2 separate regions of the Homo sapiens genome follow, and region 2 is linked to region 1. Evidence: read pairs that join two places in POLR2A ChIA-PET (ENCODE). Cell type or tissue: OCI-LY7. All regions are shown on one strand. Links, peaks and the distances in the headings refer to the core of each region. The heading gives the core; the rest is flanking DNA. Region 1 overlaps THSD4 (thrombospondin type 1 domain containing 4). Region 2 holds the start of PARP6 (poly(ADP-ribose) polymerase family member 6).

What was found. Peaks named below come from ENCODE experiments on the same cell type or tissue, not always from the same donor. Only the 100,000 strongest peaks of a DNase experiment are listed, where the experiment ranks them.
Region 2: POLR2A ChIA-PET joins it to region 1 with 8 read pairs; 2 of 35 experiments call an interaction of 5 or more read pairs at or near these places.

The regions. Positions count from the first base shown.
Region 1 is chr15:71,731,903-71,744,372 of GRCh38, forward strand. It overlaps THSD4 (thrombospondin type 1 domain containing 4), which reads left to right. Exons shown (of 18, transcript NM_024817.3): 11 at 5,830-6,105. Among named protein-coding and RNA genes, the nearest start is that of THSD4-AS2, 47 kb to the left of the region's middle. In OCI-LY7, for the core only: no CTCF peak of the experiment used is centred there; a DNase peak (open chromatin) is centred at 4,979; H3K4me3 peaks cover 1,036 bases.
Region 2 is chr15:72,267,670-72,283,741 of GRCh38, forward strand. PARP6 (poly(ADP-ribose) polymerase family member 6) reads right to left here and starts at 4,885. Exons shown (of 24, transcript NM_001323532.2): 1 at 4,724-4,885; 2 at 3,354-3,618; 3 at 1-2. It overlaps LOC105370887 (a long non-coding RNA gene), which reads left to right and starts at 11,202. Exons shown (of 2, transcript XR_932440.3): 1 at 11,202-11,362; 2 at 15,426-15,522. RefSeq lists a silencer at 4,628-5,047 and enhancers at 5,188-5,237, 5,298-5,387. In OCI-LY7, for the core only: a CTCF peak has its summit at 5,258; a DNase peak (open chromatin) is centred at 5,122; H3K4me3 peaks cover 1,820 bases; H3K27ac peaks cover 1,059 bases.

The DNA.
Region 1 (12,470 bases), core at 853-8,852:
CTAGGAGAGAACCCACTTCCTCGCCTTTTCCAACTTCTAGGAGCCACCTGCCTTCCTTGGTTCCTGGCCCCTTCCTCCACCTTCAAAGCCAGCAGGGTGGCACTTTCAAATCTCTCTCTGACCCTGGCCTCATCACATCTCCTCTCTGACTCTCATCTTCCTCTCTCTTTCCTTTATAAGGACCCTTCAGATTACACTGGGCCCACCCAAGTAATCCAGGATAATCTCTCCTTCTCAAAATCTGTAATTTAGTCTCACCTGCAAAGTCCATTTTTGCTATGTAAGGTAGCATGTTCACAGATTCCAGGGATTAGGATGTGGACATCTTTAGGGGGCCATTATCTGTCTACTATATGCCTTTTCTCTTGGTTCCCCTTTTGTTTCTGTTAATAATACTTTGACCTATAAGACAAGAATAATGAGTTCACACCTAACAATCCATGTTGAGTCTTCCTGGTGGGCTCTGCTTATGGACAGAGCAGGCAGCTTTCTCTCGGCTGGCACTGGGCATGGGACTGCTCTCTGAGTCTGCAGACATTTCTCTACCGGAGGATGATGGAGCCCACCACCCAAATGCAGGCAGTCTTTTCCTTCCTTAAAATAGGAAGGTCTGCAGAAGTATTCATGGTAATTATAGCTCACACACATTGAGTCCTTGCTGTGTGCAAGGGCTTAGAAACTGCTGTGCTGAGCTCTTTGCGTAGATTAGTTCTTTGAATTCTCATGACAGAGGGAGGTACTTGGAGGGAAGTACTATTATTAGCCTTATTTTAAGAGTAAGGAAATGGAAGCTTAGGAAGAGTAAGTTAATAATTGTCCTGATCTCACACCTGGGCAGTGACCTGAGGAGGGCCTGTGTGACCATACTTTGTGCTTGTTATATCACTGAGAGGTTACTTGGTCCAATCCCTACCCTAGGAGGAAATAAAGGCACAAGTGCCAAACCCGCCCCATCCATTCTTCTCTGAACTTTGGACGGGATAACCAGGTTATCTGATTGCTACAGACTGGGGAGGACAACAGCTGGGTGCATCCCCAGAACATGGGGTGGGTGTGTTGTCCAAACTCCAAGTCAGCAAACTCAGCACAACAGAGAATTTTTATGTCATGTCCAGAAGCAATCCACAGTTTGAGAAACCAAGTTTGGGTAAGATTTCTGGGGTCCATTGCTGGTTTACAGGGATAATCAGACAGACTATTTGAAATCTATCAGGATGATGATGATTTCTGTCAGGCCTGATGGGGCTCAGCTCATGAATAGCATGGGGGTTCTGGGATCAGCTCCCTGGGACAGGGCAGGCCTGGAGGGGTCACCTGTAAAAAGTTGGTAAGCAGGGGCATTGTCACCAGGCTTCCTCTTCCATGTCAATGGAGTCTGGAGGCAGAGTTGGAATCCAGCTCTGCACCTTTTTGCTGTGCACCCTCAGGCGGGTCAGCAACCTCTCTGAACACACACCCAGTCTACAAAATAGAAGAAAAACCCTATAAGGTGGTTTTTGGCAGGGGAGAGGACATGGGAAGAGATTGAATAAATTAGTTGTCCATCCTAGCATAGAGCCCAGAACAAGGCACTGAAAAGACTTCTTAAATTTTTTTGTCCAACAACATCTTGGACAGTTCTCATTTATGTCAACATGCCTGGTCCTGATTTTGTTGGTCATATTTGCATGTCATATTTTAAACCATGAAGCATAATAACCAACTAAGTAAGAAAGCCCTGGCAAAAAAGCTGAGAGGTCTGGTGCAGTGGATCACGCCTGTGATCCCAGCACGTTTGGAAGCCGAGGTGGGCAGATTGCTTGAGCCCAGGAGTTCGAGACCAGCCTGGACAAAATGGCAAAACCCCATCTCTGCTAAAAGTACAAAAAGCAGCTGGATGTGGTGGCACTCACCTGTAATCCCAGGTACTCAAGAGACTAAGACACGAGAATCACTTGAACCCAGGAGACACAGGGTGCAGTGAGCCTCCTGCACTCCAGCCTGGGTGACAGAGTGAGACTCTGTCTCCAAAAAAAAAAAAAAAAAAAAAAATTGCTGAGAAAGCCCTAATTGTTGTTGTTGTTGTTGTTGTTGTTGTTGTTGTTATTGCTGAAATGGGGTCTCGCTATGTTGCCCAGGCTGGTCTTGAACTCCTGGGCTCAAGCAATCCTCCTGCCTCAGCCTCCCAAAACGTTGGGATTACAGGCATGAGCCACCTCACCCAGCCCCCTTGTAGTTTTAACTGTGTTCTACAGTAACCCTAGAATTTGCCTCCTTATTTTCTATTAAAATGAGACATACTTGAACAATATTCAGTCAAAATAGAAATATATACAGTCAAAAGCAACTGCCACATAATTGCCAAAACTTGGAAGCAACCAAGAAGTCCTTCAGTAGGTGGATAGACAAAAACTAATGGAATATTATTTAGGGCTAGAAATAAATGAGCCATCACGTCACAAAGAGACATGGAGAAACCTTCCATGCATATTACTAAGTGAAAGAGGCCACTCTGAAAAGACTACCTATTGTTTGATTCCAACTATATGACATTCTAGAAAAGTTAAAACTATGGAGACAGTAAAAAGGTCAGTGGTTGCCAGGGGCTGGGAGGACAGAGGGATGAAAAGGTGGAACAGGGAGGATTTCAGGGCGGTGAAACTACTCTGTGTGATATTACACTGGCGGATGCATGTCACTGTGCACTTGTCCAGACCCACAGAATGTGCACCCCCAAGTGTGAACCCTCGTATGGACTATGAACTCTAAGCAATAATGACATGTCCGTGTAGGGTCATCAGTTACACATGTACCAGTCTGATGTGGGATGATGGTAGTAAGGGACCCTGTGCCTGTGTGGTGGGAGGAGGTGTGTGGGAACTCTGTACTTCTACTCACTTTTGCTGTGAACCTAAAACTGCTCTAAAAAAAAAAAAAAGCCTATTAAAAAAAAAAAAAGTCCACAGCTCCCAACCCCATGCCCTTCCCAGAGGGAGTCTAACCCTTTGGTGGGATTTTGCCTAGCCCTTTTCTATGCATACACAAACATGTTTCCAGCCATTTGAATCATCATCTACAATCTCAGATGTGCAAGGAATATTGCATATTATTATTTTCCATTAGTCAGTTTAAATCTGACCTCAACTTCACCCTTCTTTGAAACCAGTAGATAATTCAATCGCAGTCTGCTTGGGGGTTACACACACACACACACAGACACACACACACACATATTCTCACTCCAGATATAAGGAAAGATCTAGAGTCTTAGACAAGCCAAAACATTGGCTAGACCCCCCTGGTGGTCTGTCCACACTAATTCCGCTGAGGTGCCACCGGGAGCAGCCTCATGGGGCCTTCAGGTTAGGGCTCTGCTCCTTCCAGTCTGCATGGGGGGCACAGGAAGCTGGTGAGGCTGGCAGCCAGGCCCCCTCTCCCGCTGCAGGGGTGGCTTCCTCCTGGGACACTGGACATTGTCTGGTACACCTAAGGATCCATGGCACTCAGGAAACCCAAGACTCCAGACTCCTACCTCTCCTCCATCTTGAAAACCTCTCTCTCTCTTTCTCACTCTCTCTCTCTCTCTCTCTTTCTCACTAGCTCTCTGTCTTGCTCTCTGTCTGTCCCTCTCTGTCTCTCTTACCATCTCCCTCTCTTTTGCTCTCTCTTTATTGCTCTCTGTCTCTCTCGCACTCTCTGTTTCTCTCTCTCTCTCTTGCTCTCTGTCTCTCTTGCTCTCTGTTTCTCTCTCTTGCTGTCTCTCTTGCTCTCTGTCTCTCTCTCGTTCTCTGTCTCTCTCACTTTCTGTCTCTGTCTCTGTCTCTCTTGCTCTCTGTCTCTCTTGCTTTCTGTCACTGTCCCTGTCTCTCTTGCTCTCTGTCTGTCTTCTTCTCTGTCTCTGTCTCTCCTGCTCTCTTGCTTTCTGTCTCTATCTCTCTGTCTCTCTTGCTCTCTGTCTCTTTCGCTCTCTGTCTCTCCTGCTCTGTTGCTTTCTGTCTCTGTCTCTCTGTCTCTCTCTGTCTCTCTTGCTCTCTGTCTCTCTCACTTTCTGTCTCTATCTCTCTGTCTCTCTTGCTGTCTGTCTCTCTCTCTTGCTCTCTGTCTCTGTCCCTCTCTGTCTCTCTTGCTCTCTGTCTGTCTCTCTTCTCTGTCTCTCCTGCTCTCTTGCTTTCTGTCTCTATCTCTCTGTCTCTCTCTTGCTCTCTGTCTCTCTCTTGCTCTCTGTCTCTCTGTTGCTGTCTCTGTCTCTCTCTTGCTCTCTCTCCGTCTCTCTTGCTCTCTGTCTCTGTCTCTCTCACACTCTGTCTCTCTCTTGCTCTCTGTCTCTCTGTTGCTGTCTCTGTCTCTCTCTTGCTCTCTCTCCATCTCTCTTGCTCTCTGTCTCTGTCTCACACTCTGTCTCTCTCGCTCTCTGTCTCTCCTGCTCTCTGTCTGTGTCTCTCTCTTGCTCTCTATCTCTGACTCTCTGTCTTGCTCTCTTGCTCTCTGTTTCTGTCTCTCTCGCACTCTGTCTCTCTCGCTCTCTGACTGTCTCGCTCTCTTGCTGTCTTTGTCTCTCTCTTGCTCTCTGTCTCTCTTGCCCTCTCTGTCTCTCTCACTCTCTGTCTCTGTGTCTCTGTCTTGCTCTCTCTATCTGTGTCTCTGTCTCTCTTGCTCTCTGTCTCTCTCTCTCGCTGTCTCTCTTTCTTACTCTGTTTCTCTGTCTCTCTTGCTCTCTTGGTCTCTGTCTCTGTCTCTCTGTCTCTCTCTCACTTGCTCTCTCTCTCCCTTGCTCTCTGCCACTGTCTCTCTCTCCTCTCTCTCTTTCTCTCTCTCTCAAAATGTGCCCTCCTCCTCTCTCTGGGCTGGCCCCTCAGGGACATCCACTTTACCCTTAATGAAAGCCTAGGCTTTGCACTCTTGGAAGGGAAAGCTGTTGACTTCTAGCAGCTTTTGTTTTCTGTCCTGCACAAAAACAAAGCAATAACATCTAAGGACTTGGCTACTCTTTCAAACCGGAGGAGGAAGTGGAGGAATAAAGATAGTAAATCACACACAAATTAGTATCTCAAAAAGTGACCTGCCACACCTGTGTGTATGTGTGTGTGTTCTGCTTTTTTCTTTCACCAAACAATATTGTCATTTCTTCATGTCGGAACGTTATATTTGCTGCATTCTTTTCAAAACTCACATAGTATTCCATTTTGTACTTGTAGCATAACGTAGTTTAACCAGTACCACTGGTGAACATTTGTGTCTGTTTGCTATTTCAAATAATACCTCAGTAACCATACCTGTATATTCAGATTTATGTACAAGAAAATATTTGCGGAACAGATGTGATAGAAACTGAATTGCTAGGTCAAAGGGTATGTGCATTTCAAATTTGGATAAATAATGCCAGATTTCCCTCCAAAACCATGGATCTATTTGCAGGCTCATCCATAGTGACTGGAAGTGTGTTTTCCTGCACCTTCAAAAGGAGTTTAGGGATTTAAGGGTTTCCAAACTTTCCAATCTTTGGTGTTAGGTGGTGGTGTTCTTTTCATGTGTATTTATGGAATTATGAGTAAAGTTGAGGATTTTTGTATGGGTTTTGGCTGTTTGTGTTTCTTTTTATGTGAACTGTCTATGGCTCACAATTCCTGTTCCTACTGCAGTGTTCGTCTTTGTCTTATTGATTTTCAAAAGTGCTTTGCATGTGAGGGAAAGCACTAGTAGGTGTCTGCTTATTTTAAACAGATGTGCTTATGTGCTGTGACTTAGAAACGATCTCATGCTACACAGTCTCTAATGTCGAAGCAATTTCCTCTTTACAACTCAGGGTCTAAACTGATCCTGATTCTGTGTGTGCACGCTCACCTCTCCTAGGGGAACCCTTCAATGGCCAGATGGTGACAGAAGGCAGGAGCCAGGAGGAGGGAGAACAGAAAGGGAGGAACGAGGAGAAGGAAGACTTGCGTGGGGAGGCCCCTGAGATGTTCACCTCAGAATCGGCACAGACCTTCCCAGTCAGGCATCCAGACAGATTTTCTCCCCATCGACCGGACAACTTGGTGCCACCAGCACCGCAGCCCCCACGGCGCAGCCGGGATCACAACTGGAAGCAGCTTGGGACAACAGAATGTTCCACGACCTGTGGGAAAGGTGAGCCTGTGTGGGGGACGGGTGGATCCCTGCAGAACCCTAAGCAAGGAGTGTGTGGGTGGCCCAAGGCAGCGGTCCCCGGCTTTTTTGGCACCAGGGACTGGTTTCGTGGAAGACGATTTCTCCATGGATGGTGGCGGGGTTGGGGGATGGTTTCTGGGTGAAACTGCCCTATCGCAGATCATCAGGCATTAGTTAGAGTCTCATAAGGAGCATGCAACCTAGATCCCTTGCCTGCACAGTTCACAATAGGGTTCACGCTCCTATGAGAATGTAACGCCACCACTGATCTCGCCCACCCACCAGTCACCTCCTGCTGTGCGACCTGGTTCCTAACAGGCCATGGACTGGTGTCGATTGGGGGCCCCTGGCCCAAGGGAAATGGCAAACCCTCACCTCTGTGAGCCTGTCTATGAGATGGCTCATGGGTGTGACAGATTGCATTGGGGCCCTCAACACCACCCTCAGGTTTAATGATTGGCTCAAAGGGCTTACGAGACCCAGAAGAGCTGTTACAATTCATCACAGTCAAAGGATAGGGATTCGAGTTAATAAAGGAAAAGGTGTGTTGGCAAAGTCCTGGAGATGCCAGGCGCCAGCTTCCAGGTGTTGCCTCCAGCAGAGTCACACAGGGATGCACTTAATTCTCTCAGAAATGGTGTAATTCAGAGGCTGAGAACACATGCCAAGTACTGCCAACCAGAGATGCTCACCCAAGATTTGGTGTCCAGGGTTTTTACTGGGGTCTCTCGTCTAGGTATGCAGCTCCCACATGAGTGACACTAGCTACTCTCCCTTTACCATCCCAGAAGCCAAACCAATACTGCGTGGCCCAAGACCTCAGCATAAAAAAACACTCTTATCAGGTGGCATATTCCAAGGGCTTAGAGGTTCTCTCTCAGGAGCTGGTCAAGGGCCTGTCTTTGGCATGTGCAGGGTTTGAGCAACTCAGGCCTGCTGTGCACATATATTCATTAATAAACGGAATACACTCATGTACTTCAAGATCTAAAATTTAATCTCCAAGTCAGGGTTGTGGAAGACTTACACAAATCCCAGTTGAAACTCATTCTCAAATCTCAGGATTTCAGAAAAAAAAAAAAAAAACAAAACTTTGCAGGCTTGGCGTGTTAGCTGGCTTTTACACTGACCAACACTCACAGCTCCCATACTATCCCGGTAAAATCCCAACCCTGTATTCATTCATTATTCCAACCTGATCAGCTAGGACCACCAGGGACAAACCTGAAGCCCAACAAAGTCAGCTTTATTGACCCCTCACCACAAGGGAGTCCACACACCGGAGGAAGCATGGGGCGTCTCTCCAAACAAAAGAAAAGATAGAGTTGTAGGATTTGGGAGGATACAGTTTAGGTGAAATTTAAATAAAGTAGGGTTGTGATAGGCTGAAAGCAAGACATGGCAGTGTTACAGGGGTCACATCAGGATGATGAAGTGGACCCAGGGTCCCGTTTCCTTGAAAACTCCAAAGTTAAGATACATGTGGAATGTGCTGTCCAGAAACCCTTTATCTGACATTCCATACCAGATTGGAAATCAATGCTGCTTCTGTTTCAAGCTGACTCATTGCAAAGATACACCTATGAACTGTGTAGTTATAATTTCCTTCATATATATGATAATAGCCTCCTGTTTGTAGTAAAGTCCTATTTTATCCCCTGAAACAGCTCTTCTTTGAGGGGAGGTTGCTAAAGAAACAGGAAGGCTGTATCCCCCAGGAATCTCTGCAAACTGGGGAACTGTGTGATGTCCCAGAGCATTGGTTTGGGGTGGTTTTTTTTTTTTGCTTTGCTTTGCTTTGCTTTTTTTTTTTCTTTTCCTTTCTTTTCTTTTCTTTTGATACTGGTATCTAAGAGTACAAAGTTTGGAACCTCTCACAAAATTAGCACACTGAAAAATCTCATGACAGCTTCTAAAGTTTTTATCTTTTTCATAAGAGCATTGGCTTAGTGGCTTTTGAGAATAGAATTTAGGTCTTTGGTTCTTCTTGGGGGCTGGAGCTTTTCCTGCCTGGAACCTCTGCAGTTCCATAATGATTTGGTAACTGGAGTGTTGATTTATAGAGGTTTTATTGTGCAAATTTTATTATGCTTATACTTAATAAATGTGCAAAGAATCTGGACTGCAGATTCATTGGACCAACTTCTTTTATATACTTTGTGAGGAAAAATTAAATGCATATAAAATATGTCTTGACAGAGTCAGAAAGCTAGAAATATTTTTGCATTAAGGCCAAAACCATTTTGGTGAGACTCTGTGATATTATAGAGGTAAGCAGTATGTAACATAATTGATATAGGAACCCGAAATCAAAATGTATTATTATTGAAATATTCTACCTTTAGGTAATGTGTGATGCCCATCAAAGGAACCAGATACACTCAGAACTAGGTGAAAATAGGGAAAGTCATAAAAAGGATGAAAGCTGTCACTGCGTGGTTTTCAACAAAGGGTGCCATGTGGAGAAGATTCTCTTTCACCCTGTCCGGAGCCCATAGGCCTTGTGTTGTGAGCAGGATGAGATGAGGGCAAATGCATGTGCTGGTTCCCTGTGTCTCCTCCAGACGCTCCCACGGTCTCTCTAATGGAGCAAACTCATAACCAAATGTTCCAGTTTTTGCCCCCACAACCCATCCGCACGCTGTGTCATCCACACTGAGGTATGGAGTTGAAATTTAAAGAAAGCAAGGTTTTGATAGACTGAAGGCAAAACATAACTGTTACTACCTCACTATATGCTAGTATCCCTCCTTTACGACACTCTGGTATCTGGCCAGCAAAGTCCTGCTCGTACTCCAAGCTCTGAGACCACCTCTTCTGCAAAGCCTTCCTGATTCTGCAAAGAACAGGTAGGCATTTCATCCTTGGGACCTCACAGCAATTCAGGACACATTTCTGTCCCAGCCCTGCTTGGCTTGGCTGTCTCCATGAATATACACTTTGCAACTTCTGCACCAGGCATCATACCAAGCACACAGTAGGCACTCCTGTGTTTTTTGAATAAGTGACTATATCATCACCACATTTCAAATGCGGAATATATGAGCTACTAGAAAAGACATAAGGGTAGATTTTACATCTTTATTGTATCCTAGATATACAAGTCTATTACTGCCTTTTCCCATGTTCTGTCAACATAGCATAAAGAATGTGGATTTACCTGTTAGAAATTGAATAAGCGGCCGGGCATGGTGGCTCATACCTGTAATCGAAGCATTTTGGGAGGCCAAGGCAGGTGTATCACTTGAGGTCAGGAGTTCAAGAGCAGCCTGGCCAACGTGGCAAAAAACCCTGTCCTCACCAAAAATACAAAAATTATCTGGGCATGGTGATGCATGCATGTAATCCCAGCTACTCGGGAGGCTGAGGCAGGACAATTGCTTGAACCCAGGAGGCGGAGGTTGCAATGAGCCAAGATCATGCCACTGCACTCCAGCCTGGGCAACAGAGCAAGACTCCGTCTCAAAACAAAACAAAACAAAACAAAAAAACTGAACAATCTCTTTCTCTAGATTTCCATATGATTTTGTTTAATCTTCTGTCCTTTGCATTGCAGAAACACACACACAGAAATTCACAAGAGTGTGAGGTATGGGACTGAGCATGCACAGGACCCATTTTCAATATTTAGCCCATATACACCCATGTGTGCATGTACACACACACACACACACACACACACACACACACACACACACACTCGGCATCTGCCACTCAGAATGTCTGAGGCGACATGTCTAGCTCTTCTTTACCCAGTAAATGGCACCAGTTCTCAGGCCCAAGAGATACTGAAGAGGTGCCTTGGAAATAAAGCAAACCTAGGGATGTGTTGTTTCTCATCCCTCCCTTCTCTGGCAATCCTAGTTCCTTTTTCTTTCAAGTGACAAGTGGCAGCGGCCCGTGGAGGCCTCTCCTTTGCTCTGTCCCAGGCGGTGATGGCACCAGACATGCAGGGTAGGTGAGGCAATGCGGAGGCACAGATGCAGAGCACATCTAATGGTCGTCAGCAGTCATGGCAAGTGACCAGGAAATCCCAAGCCTCCCGGCATTGTCCAAGTCACTTATGCACAGAATAAGTCTGTTCCCCTTGTGATCCCATTGTGTATTTTCTCACATACCCTCGCCTAAACCCTTCTCCAGTCCTCCCTGGTGGAGCTAACCACACCACACAGTTCTGTGCTTTTCATGGTCAAATTTCCCTTTGTCTAAGTGCTTCCAGCATCATGATATCACCATCTCAGGGAAGGGCCCTGTTGCTGGCATCCAAGAGTGGTCCATACTCACACAGCCATTGATCAGGCCTCTGTCAAACTCTTGGCTTGTTTCATTTGATTCCTAGAGTTCCAAGTCTAAAGTCATTTACTTTTTTCTTGCTCTTTATTTTGTCTCTCTTCCATAATGTCCCACTGACCTCTACACTAGCCCCTGAATTCACTGACCTCATTTATTATCTGCTAATTACCTGTGTACAGTTCCCCCCTTCAACATGACATATTTCTATTTTGATCAACATGTCCGCATATAAGGCAACCGAACTGATCTCGAATAGTTTTCCTGCTGCCTGAAGCCCAGCCAGTGCCTGACCTCACCACCTTGTTCCTGCTTGCTAGCAAATAGAGGAATAATTGAATTGCAATCTTGAACAATGGGAGGTGGCCAGGTGCTGTCTCCCTTTCTAAATATATTAAAACTGACCCAAAGAAGGAAACCACTGCGGTCACTAGACTCAAGAGTTGTAGATATGGGTCAGGCGCCGTGGCTTATGCCTGTAATCCCAGTACTTTGGGAGGCCGAGGTGGGCAAATCACCTGAGGTCAGGAGTTTAAGACAAGCCTGGACAACACGGCAAAACCCCATCTCTACTAAAAATACAAAAATCAGCCAGGCGCAGTGGCAGGCACCTGTAATCCCAGCTACTTGAGAGGCTGAAGCAGGAGAATCACTTGAACCCGGGAGGTGGAGGTTGTGGTGAGCAGAGATCGTGCCACTTCACTCCAGCCTGGGTGACAGAGCTAAACTCTGTCTCAAAAAAAATAAAAAAAGATTTGTAGATCTGGCATTTTCCCACCTTCAGAGAGCCAGAGGGCCTCTGAGTTCATTTCCGTGGAGCTGGACCATGGACAATGTCCATAAACGCCGTAAAATGTCAAGGGAAGACAAGCAGTGGCCAGGTGCTGGACAACCCCAGCAGGACCCATCTTCCCAAGACACAGAGCATTCCTATGGGAGCCTGTATCCTTTTGATTAAAAAAATTTGATTTCTCCCTTATTTGAGTGCCAAGTGGTTGAGATAGTTCCTTTTGCTTTCCTATCCACAAACATCTAAGTGGAAAAGCTAAACCCGCATGGTCTGAAGGAAAAGGAATAGGCTAAATAAGATCTTTACTTAATCCCTTAATAGCCGGGTCCCACTGCAAGCTGTGAACCATGTATTCACCTTTATAACTGCACAGTGTACTTAATGTTTGTTGAATTTAATTAAAAATCTGTTCTATTTAATGGAAGGAGATCTGTAGCTGGACAAACTTTAATTCCACAAAAGTTCTTTGCATCCCATTAACTTTACAGTCAGTACTGCCTTTTACTCAGCCAATAATTGTGCTTAATTGGAACGTTATTTTAAATAATGGTCTCAAGTTATAGCCACACTGTAAATTTTTACTACCAGGGTAATTTAAACAAATGATCGTTTCAGATTCAACACTGTCTTGCAAACTGTCAAGTTTCTTACTACCCTCTGGGTCAGTGTGTCATACAAGATGAGCTTGAAAAACCACTGAAACACTTTCATGACTGATGAAATATTAAGATGTTTATGTTAAAAGATAGCCCCTATGTTGCAGTTAAAATTGTAAGGAGTTGGAACTTCAGAAAATATGAATGCCTGGCCAATTAGCAACAGAGATAAGACAGAGTTGTAGAATAAAGTATAGTGTTCTTCCCGGCAGGAGTTGTATACTGGCCTGGACTGTGGGGAAGACAGTTATTTGTGAAGAAGCATCTTCCCGTGGTTGGTTCAGGTTCAGGGGTTACATTTCTCACGTTATAAACGTCCATTAATAATAGCTCAGTGTTGCCACCAGGTGGCAGCAGAGAAAGGAAGGCAGAATTGAATCAGCTTTTTTTTTTTTTTTTTTTTTTTTAATTGACACCTAGACATTCCATTTAACAAATTCTGGCTTTTTATCGAAAATAGATGTATCCTTATTAATCCAATGAAAGTAAAACAAAAAACCTAAAACAGTTATAAACATTCATTCAACACCATTCAAACATTCATTCAACACGGTCATTTATTGAGCCCCTGCTACTCTCCTAGGTACTGGGGCTACAGAGATTAAGAA
Region 2 (16,072 bases), core at 4,322-12,321, 540 kb after region 1:
TCCTGTGGAAAGTAGATAATAATGGGTTTCATCACCACTTAATAGCTGGGTGGTGTATATATACAGGCACACGTATTTATCAATACACTTTTTTTTTTTGAGACAGAGTTTCGCTCTTGTCGCCCAGGCTGGAGTGCAATGGCGCGATCTTGGCTCACTGCAACCTCCGCCTCCTGGGTTCAAGTAATTCTCATGCCTCAGCCTCCCAAGTAGCTGGAATTACAGGTGCCTGCTGCCACGCCCAGCTAATTTTAATATTTTCAGTAGAGATGGGGTTTCACCACATTGGCCAGGCTGGTCTCGAACTCCCGACTTCAGGTGACCTACCGGCCTCGGCCTCCCAAATTGCTGGGAATACAGGCGTGAGCCATTGCACCTGGCTATTAATACACTTTTATTATACATACAGATACTTGCATATAAAAAGACATGCTTGCGTGCATATACATGCACACTTGCACATGCAGTTCTTTATAGATAATGAAACACAAAAGCACTATATGCAAGATACTGCTGTTCTACTTAAACTGGAGAGCTGGGATTAGAGCAAGATCCTGCTCTAGCTCATAATGTTACAACTCCTAAAGCCAAAAGTGATGGTGGCAGGACAAGATGCTTATGTTTACTCTGTCAGTTAATTCTTCAGAGTACCAACTCACACCAGAGTTAAGATTCAGAATCGGATTATTTCTGGACTCTTTATTCTTAGTTATTTCTCCATATTAGCCAGTATCTCTCTTTAAACATCAGTATTACTAGCTATTATACGGCAACAATAGCTAACTTAAAAAGTCCTCAACGGCCAGATCACCTGAGGTCAGGAGTTCAAGACCAGCCTGACCAATGGGGTGAAACCCCGTCTCTACCAAAAATACAAACTTAGCTGGGTGTGGTGGCGTGCGCTTACGATCCCAGCTACTCAGGAGGCTGAGGCAGGAGAATCGCTTGAATCCGGGAGGCGGAGATTGCAGTGAGCCTAGATCACGCCACTGCACTCCAGCCTGGACAGTAAGAGCAAAAACTCCATCTCAAAATAAAAAGTCCTCAACAACACTGAACATCTTTTGGCAGTTATGGTCTCAGTTGTCATTGCCAAAATAATGCCCTAAAGTCATCTTGGAACCTGCTTCCCAAAGAAAAATGCAATAATTATCCCAAAAATTGCTTAGAAAAACTTTTACTTAACCCAGAGCCCTTTCATACACAATTCCCTGCTCGCTTCTAATCCCACAGACTCCTAATCCTATACCAGCAACTTTTAGCTCCATTAAAACCTCCACATATAGCAGAAAAACAAAACAAAACAAAAAACTCATCTGTGAAATTATGAAGGCTTTAATGGCTGAAGATGGCAAATCTACCCTAAAAGCAGGCTAAAAAAGCTTTCTGTTGCTCTCTAGACCAGCAAGTCACTGGCTTTGCACACATCGCAGCTGAAGCTACTCCAACCTCAAACAGAGGTGTTCTTGGTCTCTAACACAGTTCTTCTTCTTCTTCTTTTTTTGTTTTCTGACAGAGTTTCGCTGTGTCGCCCAGGCTGGAGTGCAATGGTGCGATCTCGGCTCACTGCAACCTCTGCCTCCCGGGTTCAAGCAATTCTCCTGTCTCAGCCTCCCACGTAGCTGGGATTATAGGCGCCCGCCACCATGCCCAGCTAATTTTTGTATTTTTAGTAGAGACGGGGTTTCACCAGGTTGGCCAGGCTGGTCTCGAACTCCTGACCTCAGGTGATCCACCCGCCTCGGCCTCCCAAAGTGTTGGGATTACAGATGTGAGCCACTGTGCCTGGCAGGTCTCTAATACAGTTCTACTGAATGTCAGGTTTCCAGATTAGTGATTCTCTGACTGGGGTTGGTGGACCTACAGCATCAGTATCATCTAGGAACTTGTTAGAAATGCAAATTCTCAGACTCCTCCTAAGACCTACTGAATTAGAAACTCCAGAAATGGCCAGGCACTGAGGCTCATGCCTGTAATCCTAGCACTTTGTGAGGCCCAGGTGGGCAGGACACCTGAGGTCAGGAGTTCGAGACCAGCATGGCCAACATGGTGAAACTCCTTCTCCACTAAAATAAAAACATTAGCAAGGCATGGTGGTGCACGCCTGTAATCCCAGCTACTCAGGAGGCTGAGGCAGGAGAATCACTTGACCTACGGAGGCAGAGGTTGCAGTGAGCCAAGACTGCGCCATTGCACTCCAGCCTGGGGGGCAACAGCAAAACTCTGTCTCAAAAAAAAAAAAAAAAAAAGAAAAAGAAAAAAAGAAATTCCAGAAATTGGACCCAGTAATCTGTGTTTTAACACACGCTCCAAGTTGTTCTGATGCATAAAATTTGAGAACCACTGTTCTAGTTCTAGATCCTTGTGTGTTCTAAGGACCTGTGGTTCATTCCTTAGATACCAACTTAAGTCTGGTAACTAAGCCAGGATGGGGACAAAAGACACCATGCCAGAGCAGAGCCAGCATAGGAGTCTTCCAGCTCATAGTGTTGCCTGATCCTTCAGAAACAACATGCAAACGGAAAGTATAACTAAAGTTCTTAGAGATGGAATGACCCGATTACTGAGATTTGTTTAAAATACTACCCTGGCACACACATAAAAAAAGGAGGGAGGATAACAGATGAAATAAATACAGCAAATAGCAAAATGTTGATTACTGGTGAAGCTATGTGACGTACATGATGGTTTTCTGGTAATCCCTACCTCCCTACTTTTGTGTAAAGTTGAAAAGTTTCAAAATAAAAAGTTTAAAAAAAAAATCAGAAGCTACTCTAATGGGCTGTCCTCAAAGTCAAGTCTAAATGTTAACAGGAAGATTAACCAACACTCCACAATTGCCTCATTACTGTTCTTCAAACTCATCAAGCATATTCCCACTATAGGGCCTTCATCTTCCCACCATATTCCCAAGCATATTCCCGCCATAGAGCCTTTGTCCCTGCTGTTCCCCTTTCTTGGAATGCTTTCCACCCAGATATCCACATGGCTTGTTCCTTCACTCTTCCAGATCTCTGCTCAAAGGCCACCTTGACCATCCTATTTATTAAAACAGAAACAACTCAACACCCACACACTAGCACTCTCTATCTCCCTTCCCAGCTTTATTTTTTTCCACTTACCATGTTCTAACATATAAAATGTTTATCAGAATGTAACCTCTGGTGGCAGAGGCTTTGACTGCTTTCAGTCTACATTCTTAGTCCCTTAACACATTTCTTGAATGAGAGAATAAATGAATGAACCCTCTGCTGGATACTTAAGTCAAATGGGAGATATATACAATAACCTGCATGTTTCTACACATAGACAAAAATCACACAAAAAAATGATTTTAAAAAGCAAAACTTCACCTTCAAGAGCAGCTGAGATCCAGAATGTGAAGATCTTGGGGTGAGGTTCGTGAGATTTGAAAATAAACAGTCAAGTGCTGATCTGGATGATCACAGAGGAATAAAGAGGGAGGCACTAAATGTCCAGCCTGGGTTGCCCTGGGGTGAGGGGTAGGATGACGGCAGCGTTAGGCCAGAAGTGCCAACTTTTCACGGTCTTTGTTGCTGCAGAAGTCAAGAAAAATTTAGCCTCTTTCCAAGGGCTGTTGCTGCTTGGTTTCTGTTGCTATCACAAGGAGAAAAAGGTATTTCAGAGGGAGTTTTTCTTGTTCAAGCAAGAGACAGTTCAGAGATTACCGGCTTTTTCAAACCAGGCTGCTTTAGTGAAAGGGACTTGCTTCCTCTACTCTCAATGCCCTTTCCTCTGGAGAGATGGAAAGTGGATTTAAAAGGTGAAGAGTTGGAAAAGGAAGGTGGTGGGTTATGGAATTCACAGGATCACAAACACTTTTTAAAAAATTAGCCGGAAACGTGGCCTAATTCAAAGCTTTCATGTTACACACAGAATACTTAGACCTACAGAGGTCGACCAATTTGCTTAAGGTTAGGAGTACAGAAGGACTGGGATGTAAAGACATTGGACAGGTCCTAATTACATCTAATCTTCATGTGATGTGGTTATAATTAATTGAGTTGTTAATGAAGTAAGCAAGAAAGACCTATCTGATTTATCTAAATGAGGTAAAGAATGGGCCCTTTCAAAAGAAGTTGGGCCAAAAATAGACTATATGATGAGTGTCCAGAGAAGGTGTTAAAACTCAGCGGCTAATATAGAACGCTTTATGAGTTTCCACGAGAATAAGTCAAATGTAAATGAGCCTCAAGTCTGGATCACAAAGGTCTTTCCCTAGGTCCATGGGCGCTTCTCTAGGTGTGACAACTTCACGTCTAGTCAAAGCAGCTTCAGAGCTCAATGTTTAAATTGTGGGTTGGGCTCCCGGCTTTGTGGTCCTGGAGGAGGTTACTCCACTCCATCCCGTGTGCTCCCTTCTCAGGAGTAGGCCACTAAACAAAGACTACTAGGAAGAATCACTGAGGGGCGACTCCCGCAGGTTAGCGCTATCTCGGGCACCCCGCAGGGAGAGAGGACACGGCTGCCCCGCGAAAACACTCTCTGGCACCCGTGCTTCCAGGACAGGCCCTGAGGCCTCTCCCGGGGAAGCAGTTACACCTGTTCTCCGGGGCTCCCCTGAAGACCCCAAAAACACCCAACACCTGCCTCCCCAGGAAAGACGCTCTGGGCCCGATCTATGCCGCCCGGCCGCCGGGCCTGAGTGAAGCCTGTCCAGCCTAGGAGGGGCCCTCAGAACCTCCCGGTCCAAGCCTCTCACTTCGTCCACCCCTGCGGAGACGGGGCGAGCCCCGCACCCTTCCCGTGGCCCGGCCGCACCGCCCTGTGCCCGTGGTGGCGGCCACACAGGCCAGCCTGGCGAGTACTCACGGCGACCCCGGGCCGCGCGCGGCCGCAGCCGACGGGACGAGCGGCCCGGGACGCCCCGCGGGGGCGGAGCGGCAGGCCAAGGGGCGGGGGCCGGGCCTGGCGGGCGAGGTCGCGCACCCCACGCCTCGTCGTTCCGTCACGGGCGCGCTCAGCCACTCTGCGCACGCTCGCGCGGTGACACGATGGCACGTGGCCCGCTCCTGACCAACAGCCTGACGGCCTGCTCCTGGGCGCGCCTCAGCAGCCGACGCCAGCCTTGAGACGCCTGCGCGGCGGTCGCTAGTCGGGAAAGGGTGCGGAGTGGGGGGTGGCGCCTGCGCCGTGGGTAGGGGAGGCAGTGGAGAAGGAAGAGGGACTCTGGGGGAGTGCGGGGAGCCTTCCAAAGGAGAATACTTGCATTTAGCGCCCCGAGTGGTTGGGAGGAACAAGCAGGAAGGGCAACCCAGGTTGCCTGTAGGCCGGGAGGGAGTCCCCTCGCCGGAGGTTGGGGCCGGCAGGTAGAGACTGAGGGAAGTCCTGAGGCCTTGCTGACTGCAGGATTCTCTGGTTCGACAATGGAAGTCGAACACCTCGGGCTTTTAAAAATTCTGGCATTTAACTCATTTGTTCCCCGGTAGCTGCAGCGTGATGGAGAGCACCCTGGCCTTCTAGTCAATCTGGGTCTGAAGCTTGGGTTCGGCACTTATTGATGGTGCAGCCTTAAGCGATGACTTTCACTTTGTGAATCTGATTTCTCCTCTTTGAGGTGGAGACAGTAATATGTGTTTCACGGAGCCGTTGTGGTGAGGATGAACTGAGATAGTGTTAGGTTGAACCGTAGGAAATTGCTATTTTTGCAGTTTATAAACAGTCAGATACCTTCAATTTCATACGATTCCAACTAATCCATGTAAAGTAACCAGCAGAGTACTTGGGACTAGGAAGTAGTTCATACATGGAAGCTGTAATTGTGGTTATTGTGGTTATTAACCCTAGACATGGCCAGATCTCCTTCATCCTTATTAGTCTTGGGGCTTCCACGTGACCCTCTTTTCCATCAACACTAATGGGAAAAGGCTTATCTTAGACCTACTCTGTTTCCTCACTCCCTCTTTGTAGCTGGACACAGTACACACAAAGAAGGCTTTGGCCCTGAATGATATAAACACGTCATGTCTATCCCTCCTAAGCTGGCCTCAGAAGTTTCCCAGTTAACTTTTTGTTGTTGGTTGATTTACATTTGCACATTCTCAGCCTCTCCTTTCTAACTCCTTCCCCTTTTGATGTCCCCCTCTGCTCACCTTGCCACTCAGCCTGGGCCACAACACCGTCTCGGTGTGAGTTTGTTACATCTACTGCTTATAGTAACTGAAAAAAGTGAGGGATCAATATAACCTCGGTTTCAGAGTGCGGAAGTTCAGAGTGGTAGGGGAAGGAGTCAGGCCTGCTCTCTAAAACAACTCACCATCAAGGGCCCCGTAATAGCTTTTGAGAACCAAGTATGTATGGGAGTGTTTGAACATAAGCACTGTGCCCATGAGTGACAAGTCCAACTCCAGTATTCAATAACCTTTAGGATTCCCCCTTTCCAGCATACCACCACTAGCTCTTCTATTCATCATGAATCTCAGCCACCTCATAGTTTACCAGTATCTTCCAGGCTTCACCTCTTTTCCTACCCAGTCCACATCCTTGGTCAGTCATTTTAATCACATCTTTGTTAATATGCTTGCACTTACTCTGTAAAAATCACACTCCTGGGTCATGCCAGCTATCTACCTTCTCTACTCTCCCATCCTAAACCAGGATAAAGGAAGTCATCCAATCCTGCACACTTAAGCTTGTGAGTGGACACCATTTAGGTTAGTCTAGCCCATGAACCCTATTCTGTGGGAATTATCGTTTCCACACCCACACTATGGATCCACAGGCCCCAGGGCCATGTTCGTCTTGTGTGACCTCTAGCACTTTAGCTGCAGTTTATTGAACTGTGAGTGGATTCCTGGTCTAAGCTGTGTTAAACAGATGTTCTCCTGAAAATCTGGGATTAGAGCTGACAGATTATGATTCTAACTGGACTGGTTTCTTAAGCAAAAGAGACATAGACTTAGGAGCTATGGTACATCTACCTCCCACCTACTATGATGAATGAGAAAAGGAAAAAGACCATCTGGGGACACAGAATGAAGCATGGAGAGGCAGAGACCAGAAATGGTGAGACTACTCTCTGCTTTCTGGCAGCTTCCCAGGCACCCCTCCCTTCCTTCCTTCTTTTTTTTTTTTTTTTTTTTTTGAGACAGGGTCTCACTGTGTTACTCAGGCTGGAGTACAGTGGTGTGATCATAGCTTACTGCAGCCTCCAAGGCTTAAGCATGCACTAACATATCTGGCTAATTAATTTTTTTTTGCAGAGATGGGGTCTCCCTATGTTGCCCAGGCTGATCTTGAACTCCTGGGCCCAAGCAGTCCTCCATCTTGTCCTCCCAAAGTACTGGGATTACAGGTGTGAGCCACTATACCCTGCCCAAGGCACTTTCTGAGGCCCTCTGATCTTGAGGGACTAGGAGTCAGTTTTTATCTAGAATAAATGGCTTAAGCTAACTTAATGTGCACTCAGTACAGAGCTCCTACAAATTCATTGTCTCCTCAGCAGAGTCCTCAGTGTACCCAGCAACCCTTCCCATGTCAGCCTCTCCCACCATCCCCCATTCTGCTTCACAGAAAAAATAAAGGCTCTGGGTGCCAGGTACTTGGGTGGCTGAGGCAGGAGGATCTCTGGAGCCCAGGAGTTCAAGGCTACAGTGAACTGTGGTTATGCCACTGCACTCCAGCCTCAGCAATGGAGCGAGACTCCCCATCTCTTTAAAAATAAATAAATAAATAAAAGGCCACGGGGGAACTGCCTCAATTTTCTGTCCCCTCCAAACATTTGAATCTCTCCCATCCTTTCTGTTTCAGAAGTGGAGAGGGCTCTCTTCAAATACAAAGTTAGTCCTTTCACTGTGATCTGTATTTCATTCCTTTTTGCCTCCTTGGGAAATTTGCTCCTTACCTCTCTCTTTCATTTATATTCAACTTTTTCCTCTCCCCTACTCGTTGATCTCAGTATATAAGCTTGATCAACTAGCCCAACCGTAAAAAGAAAATCCAATTTGAATCCTATATGCCATGCTACTGATTTTTCTTGCCTTTAACCAAACTTCTAGGAGTAGCCTATACTCCCCCTCTCCACTTTCTTGTCTTCAGTTGTTCCTTAAATCTGGTGTCATCTGACCTCTCCCCAAAATTTCTACTGAAAATACTTTCACCAAAGTGACACATGACTTACAAATGGACAAATCCATTGGGAATTTTCAGGCTTCATTTATATGACCACACAGTGTCATTTGGCATTGTCAATCATCTTGCCCCTGCAGTTGACTGCATGGTGTCATTTGGCATTGTCAATCATCTTGCCCCTGCAGTTGACTGCATGGTGTCATTTGGCATTGTCAATCATCTTGCCCCTGCAGTTGACTGCATGGTGTCATTTGGCATTGTCAATCATCTTGCCCCTGCAGTTGACTGCATGGTGTCATTTGGCATTGTCAATCATCTTGCCCCTGCAGTTGACTGCATGGTGTCATTTGGCATTGTTGATCATCCTGCCCCTGCAACCCTTTCCTCTGTTGGCTCTTATGGGCTACACTCTTCCAGTTTCTTGCTACACCTCATATGACTCCTTCACAGTATCCTTATTATACTCCCTTTCCTTCATTCCCTACTTAAGTAGAAAAGCAGTTCAGCCCACATCCATTTCTCCTATTACTCTTCCCTGTGGCCTCCATGGCCACTTGAAGGAGATCTTGATAATTTGGGGTTGCCCAGAAACAGAATCTCCTTCTTATGTTACAAGTTTTAGAAGTAAGCAGAGCCTATCTTTCATGACAGACACTAAAAAGGTTGAATCTTTGCTTTCCCAGCTCTCTAGCTAAGACAGAGGCATGTGACCTTGGCCTGGCCAAGCATCTTCCAGAAATGTAGTTTCTGGAGTGACTCAGAGAAATAGAATCATAGAGAATTCATGCCAGTGGCAATGGTGACAGGAGAGCAGGGTCAGCTTTACCCCATGCCCAGGGACTTTCATGGTGTGGGTACTGGTAGTGGTGACATCCCATGTCCAATAATGATGACAGCAGCAGTGGTCTTGTGGAGCTGGTTCTGGCATCTGAATTTGGCCTGTGCTGTGGTGGACTGGCCTCTCATTGTTCCTGCCTATTTTCCAAGCTTGGGTCTTTTGCCTGGCAATCCCGTGACCCACCTAGTGCCCTTTCAACAAAAGTCTCATTTAAATCCACCTGAGTGACACACAGTTATAGACTGGAACTCCCAAATCTATATTTCCATCCTGTACTTCTTCTTCTTTTTTTTTTTTTTTTGACGGAGTCTCGCTCTGTTGCCAGGCTGGAGTGTGGTGGCGTGATCTTGGCTCACTGCAACCTCTGCCTCCCAGGTTCAAGCGATTCTCCTGCCTCAGCCTCCTGAGTAGCTGAGACTACAGATGCACGCCACCACGCCTGGCTAATTTTTGTATTTTTAGTAGAGACGGGGTTTCACCACATTGGCCAGGATGGTCTCAATCTCTTGACCTTGTGATCCACCCACCTCGGCCTCCCAAAGTGCTGGGATTACAGGCGTGAGCCACCGCGCCTGGCTTCCATCCTGTACTTCTTGAGTTTCAAGTTAACTTTGGTCAAGTTGTCTTTTGGACAGCTCCACTTGGATGTCACATAGGCAAACATCTTCTCACTGTATTTCTTTCATGTTCCTAACTTAGTAAATCTCACCTATGACTTATTCAGACTGAACCCTGAGAAGAAAGCATCTTAGACTTCTCCCATCCTTATTTAAATGGAACCAATTTTACCTCATAAACTCTAAATTTTACATCTTAATACATCTTCTTCTTCTTTTTCTTTCTTTCCAAACTCTGGCCTCCTGCCCTCTAGCTGCCTAAAAGCACAGAGACTCAGAAGGCAGAACAGGCCACACGCCTGGGTCTGGCTTTTCCCAAGGGATATCTTAGGTGCTGAGCAGAAAATGCAAGAAACTAAAAAGCCTGTGGAATGAGCCTCAGCCTCCTGGGGAGTAGTAGACAGGGTCTCAATATGTGGCCCAGGCTGGTCTCAAACTCCTGGCCTAAAGTTATCCTCCCACCTCGACCTCCCAAAGTGCTAGGATTACAAGTGCGAGCAAATTAATACATCTTAAATCAATCCCTCCTTTATATTCCTATTCCTCCCTACCAGAACTATCGCATTCGCCTCCTAATAGACTCCTTATCCAGTATCTACTCCTGCAATCTATTCTCCACTTAGCTGCTTAGGGGATCTTTCTAAAACTCAAATCTGATCATGTCACTCCTCTATTAAAACCCTTCAATAGGCTGGGCCCAGTGGCTCATGCTTGTAATCCTAACACTTTGGGAGGCCAAGGCGGGTGGATCACTTGAGGTTAGGCTTCGAGACCAGCCTGGCCAACATGGTGAAACCCCGTCTCTACTAAAAATACAAAAATTAGCCGGGCATGGTGGCAGACACCTGTAATCCCAGCTACTCAGGAGGCTAAGGCAGGAGAACCACTTGAACCTGGGAGGTGGAGGTTGCAGTGAGCTGAGATCGCACCATTGCACTCCAGCCTGGGTGAAAGAGCAAGACTCCATCTCAAAAAATAAAATAAGATAAAAATAAAACCCTTCAATGTCTCTCTACTACTCTCAGGATAAATACACCCTTTCTATAGATATAACCCTATTTGACTCTCACCAGCCCCTCACATGCATCCTACACTCCAGCCTGGCCAGATTATACATTCTTATAGGCCATGCAGGACATACTTTGTTTTTGTTTGAGATGGAGTTTCGCTCTTGCTGCCCAGGCTGGAGTGCAATGGCTCGATCTCGGCTCACTGCACCCTCCGCCTCCTGGGTTCAGGTGATTCTCCTGCCTCAGCCTCCCAAGTAGCTGGGCATTACAGGCATGTGACACCATGCCCAGCTAACTTTGTATTTTTATTAGAGACAGAGTTTCTCCATGTTGGTCAGGCTGGTCTCGAACTCCCAACCTCAGGTGATCCACCTGCCTCAACCTCCCAAAGTGCTGGGATTACAGGCATGAGCCACCGAGCCCGGCTGCATACTTTTATACTTTGTAAGTATTAGTACTTAGTGGAGCTGACAATCACAATGCTACCTCCTGCCCCCTTCTACCCCACACAAATGGATGCATGACCCATCAGGCCAGGCAAAGGACTCCATCATCCTGACCAAAGTGATTAGTTCAGGTGTGGGTTTGTGACCTAAGCAAAGCCAATCATAATCTTCTGCTCAAAGCTCTCTTGCTTTTGAGGTTAATGTGCTAAGAGGATATGAGATTGAAGCTGCTGGCACCCAGCTCTCCCTGCCACAGGGCAGAGAATGGGGCCAAGGCATAAAGAGAAGCAGAGCTCTGAGAAATGGAATGAGAGAGACCTGATGACATTGTTTGAGCCCCTGAGATGAGCCTTGCCTGAGGTCAGTAATACCACCGCATTTCTCAGTTCTCATCTTGCTTAAGCTGGTTTGTCTTGGTTCCTATAACTTGCTACTAAATCAGACCTAATACAGAAATGGAATGAGGTATGGAATTGATGGCACTGAAGTGAAGTTGAGGCAGTGGAGATCCCCACTTGGCTGGGGAACTGGAAACCCCTGCTATTTGGTATCAAACCAGCTGGTTAAATGATCATCTATTTTATCTTGAGATTCAAGTCATGTATCCATCAAAGTGGAGATTTCTGGGATGCACTGGAAAAAAAAAAGTTTGGATGTTGGAGTATGTTGACCTCTTCTTGAGATTTTCAATAAGGTCCTCCAGTTTGACTTTCCTCCATGCTGGCAGAATCAGAACAGTATACAGCTTTGTTTAGAGTTGACTTTTCTGCTTTTTTTTTTTTTTTTTTTTTTTTGAGACAGAGTCTCCCTCTGTCACCCAGGCTGGAGGCTGGAGTGCAATGGCGCAATCTTGGCTCACTGCAACCTCCGCCTCCCGGGTTCAAGCGATTCTCCTGCCTCAGCCTCCTGAGTAGCTGGGATTACAGGCACACACCACCACGCCTGGCTAATTTTTGTATTTTTACTAGAGACGGGTTTTCACTATGTTGGTCAGGCTGGTCTGGAACTCCTGACCTCAGGTGATCTGCCCGCCTTGGCCTCCCAAACTGATGGGATTACAGGCATGAGCCACCTCGCCCGGCCGCCTTTTCTGCTTTTGACCAGCAATCCAGGGTGCTAAAGGTCAGATAATCATGCATCTTGTCGACTATAAAGGCCAAATCCTTTCCCCCAAACTAAAGTGAATAAGAACAAAGGCCTAGAGGTAGAAAATCCAGTAGGAGATATTGGAGTGAGTTTAGGGTCTGGGAAGTTCCAGAGAAAAAAGGGAGAATCCTGATCCTTCAAGCTATACCTGAATGCTTCCCTTTTCACCCCTCCAAATTAAGTAAGATGTATTTGGCTTGGAATTCAGACAGTGTTGGGGGTTCTGGTGCCTGGGGACTTTGGCTGTGAATCCTGTGGGAGAGAATTGGATGTCTTGGGCACGAACTTCATGCACTTTCTTGGATTCCCTAGCCACCTCCTTCTTTCTGTCTCTTGGTTGGCACCCTGCCTGTGCTAAGTAGCCCTTCTACTTCCATGTCTATAGTAGAAATGCCATACAGCAGACCATGGGAGCTGACTTCCCAACAGCCATCCAGGGAGCAAATGATGCAACTGAGAAGTGCAGGGGAGTTAGCTCCTTGTGGGGTGGAATCTTGGCCAACAGAAAACAGGAGAAGAGAGTGGAACAGAAGCATTAATTCCCTCTCATATCTCCCCTTGGTGAACTGCTCCAAGGTGCCATTTCTCCTTTCAAACACCATGTGCTTGGCAAACAAGCCTGACAAGGGACGTGCTCTCTCCTAATAGCTCATATGAAGTGGCGGCCGGCACAGTACTGCGTCATCTTGCATTGCCTTCGTCTCTTCTCCCTTTCACCATCCTGGACTTCCACCTCCCTGCAAAATGTCAGCACTTGCCTCAGGGTCTGCTTTCTAGAGACTTGGGTTAAGATATGGAGATAAAATCAAAGCCCCCATCTCTACATTAAGTCCCCATATAACATAAAGGTCCTGAGGACACAGCTGAGTTTTCCCACTCAAATGCAGGGAATCCAGCCCAGACTGCTGGCTTCCTCTCGGGAATCCAGTGTCAGGTCACTGGGTCAGGCCATCTCGGGACTACTCCCCAGGAGGCTGAGGCTCATTCCACAGGCTTTCTCTTTACTCTCTTGCATTTTTTGCTGGTCACCTAAGATATCCCTTGGGAAAAGCCAGACCCAGGCTTGTGGCCTGTTCTGCCTTCTGAGTTTCTGTGCTTTTAGGTAACTAGAGGGCAGGAGGCCAGAGTCTGGAAGTTCAAAGTCCCCTCTACAGATGGCCAGCTAAAGGCTTTGGTCAGCCCAGGCTTCTAGAGGGCAGAGGTTGCCATAATAGCTGTGTCTGGAGTTGGGGCTAGGGAGACAAAGAGTGGCCCTCTGCCCCTTCTTAGTTTGTACTTGGCACAGACTTGGCCACCTCTTTGCAGATCCCAGCTGGCTCGGGCTGCAGGCTAGAAGGGCAGCTGAATGGCCCACATTGCCTCTTAGCTCCCTGAACTCATGCAGTTTCTTCCAAATAATACAGGGCTGTGTAACATAATTGTGCAAATATACTGGCCATGAATGAGGCTCAGAGGCCAGAAACAGCCTGTGAGTCCCTGCTGGGTTTGGCTATGTCATGATGGAGGCAAGTGCAATCAGGACAGTGGCTGCTCAAAGATTACAGCCCAAGCTGGAAAGGATCAAGTGAGATTCTGTGATCTCCACATCATAGCACCCTCTTTTGGAAGGTATTACATGCATGTTCTGCTCCACTGAGGCCAGGGTGAGCCCCCAGGTCTGGTCAGAGGACATAGCAGAACCAGAGCTGCTTCAAGGTCAGAGGTCACCAGTCCTATCTCAGACCAGAGGACTTTTCTCCCTACATCCAAGACACCCAGATTGCATCCAGCGAGAGAAATTCATTCTAGGGGATCTGCTGGAGGCTGAAGACTCTGCCCAGAGCCCCTAAGTTCTAGAGGTTGTAAGAGGGCCCCCAAAATTCAGTGTCAACTGAGAGACTCCCCTGAGGAGTCTTTCGATTGTGTGGCCTCAATGTAATAATGGGCCATGGCCAGAGTTGGAGGAGTAGAGCAAGCTGCAGGTTGCTGGTCCAAGAGTGCTTGACTGGTTGCTTCCATCCTGTCCTATGCATCTCCTTGGGGCTTGAGGCCTAGGAGCCAGTACTGCTCAGGTATTTTGAATATCTGGTCAAGACCAAGGTCACTGGAGCGTGAGTCAGCCAAGTGTTGAATGAGTAATCTCTCTTTGGGGGTAGTGAGCAGATTAAGGTTGACTTACCACTATAGACAGACCATTATGGAAGCCACAAAGCTGAGAGGTAGGGGAATGGCTAAAGTGTGACCTCTTGCTAAGACGAAGAAATCACATGAGCTAGGATTGAAACTCATGGAGCAGGACATTATCAAGGATTCCTCATGATGGTTACCAGCTCAAAGAAAGCCCACGAATCAGAGAATCCTCACAACTGACAAACAAAGATCTGGGAATGCTTAATCTCTACGTCAATCTTTAAATCCAAAACTGGCTGGGCACGGTGGCTCACACCTGTAATCCCAGCACTTTGGGAGGTCAAGGGAGATGTACCACTTGAGGCCAGGAGTTCAAGACCAGCCCGACCAACATGGCGAAACCCTGTCTCTACTAAAAATATAAAAATTAGCCAGGTGTGGTGGTGGGCATTTGTAATCCCAGCTACTCAGGAGGCTGAGGCATGAGAATCACTTGAACCCAGGAGGCAGAGGTTGTAGTGAGCTGAGATCACGCCACTGCACTCCAGCCTGGGCAACAGAGGAAGACTGTCTCAATAAATAACTCAAAACCATGTCAAAAGGGAAGTGGGATGCTTCAGTTCCAAAGGTCCATCCTCTCAGGGATGTCCATAAACAACAATGGACAAAGGAGATATGTCCCAGTGGAAAGGACCAAAAACAATAGGTTTTGTTGGCCAAGAAATTCACTCCACTGTCCAGAAGGATGTGTTATATGCTGTAGATTAGTGACCATTGTATTCTCTTCTCCCTATTCCAAATGGAAGGTTTTTAAATAACTGTTATAGCGAGGTGCAGTGACATGCACCTGTAGTCCCAGCTAGTCAGGAGGCTGAGGTGAGAGGATCAGTTGAGCCTAGGAGTTCAAATCTAGCCTGGGCAACATAGCAAGACCCCATCTTAATTTAAAAAAAAAGAATTAAAAATTATTCAGTGGTGTGTATTTGTATTCCCAGCTTCTCAGGAGGCTGAGGCAGGAGAATTGCTTGAGCCCAGCAGTTCAGGTCCAGCCTGGACAGCATTAGCAAGGCCCCATCTCTTTAAAACAAATTGTGATCTTCTTTTTCTCCTTATTTCACATTGGTTATAGGGCAAGTATGGGGTAGCTAAGTTTATCTTTTACCTATAGATGGCAAAATCTTAAGAAGTCATATCCAGACCTGAGCAAGAATTGCCCATCACCAAGGGACCCTGGACTGAGGACTCAATAAAGCAACTGGATGTAATTCTGTTTTATCTCCCCTTGGGAAATAGGTGAATGTGGTTTTTGTTGGGTCTATGATTATTGCATTGTCAGGCAGGCACATTTTTGAAATTGTATGTTTGTCAAGAAAAGTATAGGTGGATGCAATAAAGGGTGGGATATAGTGGGTGCATTTCATTTATCTGCCCATCATCTCTTCCTTAGGGACCCATTTCTCCCCTTCCACACAGTCCTGATGAAGTTGTCAATTATGGTGGCCTACTCTTCTATCCTAGTGGTGGGCATGTGTCCAAAGCTGGCCAAAGTCCTCCCTGGGATTTTAGAACTAGAACTAATGAGGCCAACATATGGAAGGAAGCAGAGCCAAGAGATGGAGACATCATCCTTTGAACCCCTAGATCCAGCCATGCTTCAAGGCAGATACATGCTTTGATTTATCAGTTATGTAAATCAATTAATTTCCAATTGGCCTAAACATGTTTGAGTTGGGTTTTTGACACTTGCAACTGAAAAGGTCCAGACTAATACATGCACACAGAGAGACACAAACACCATATTGTTCAAGCTCATCA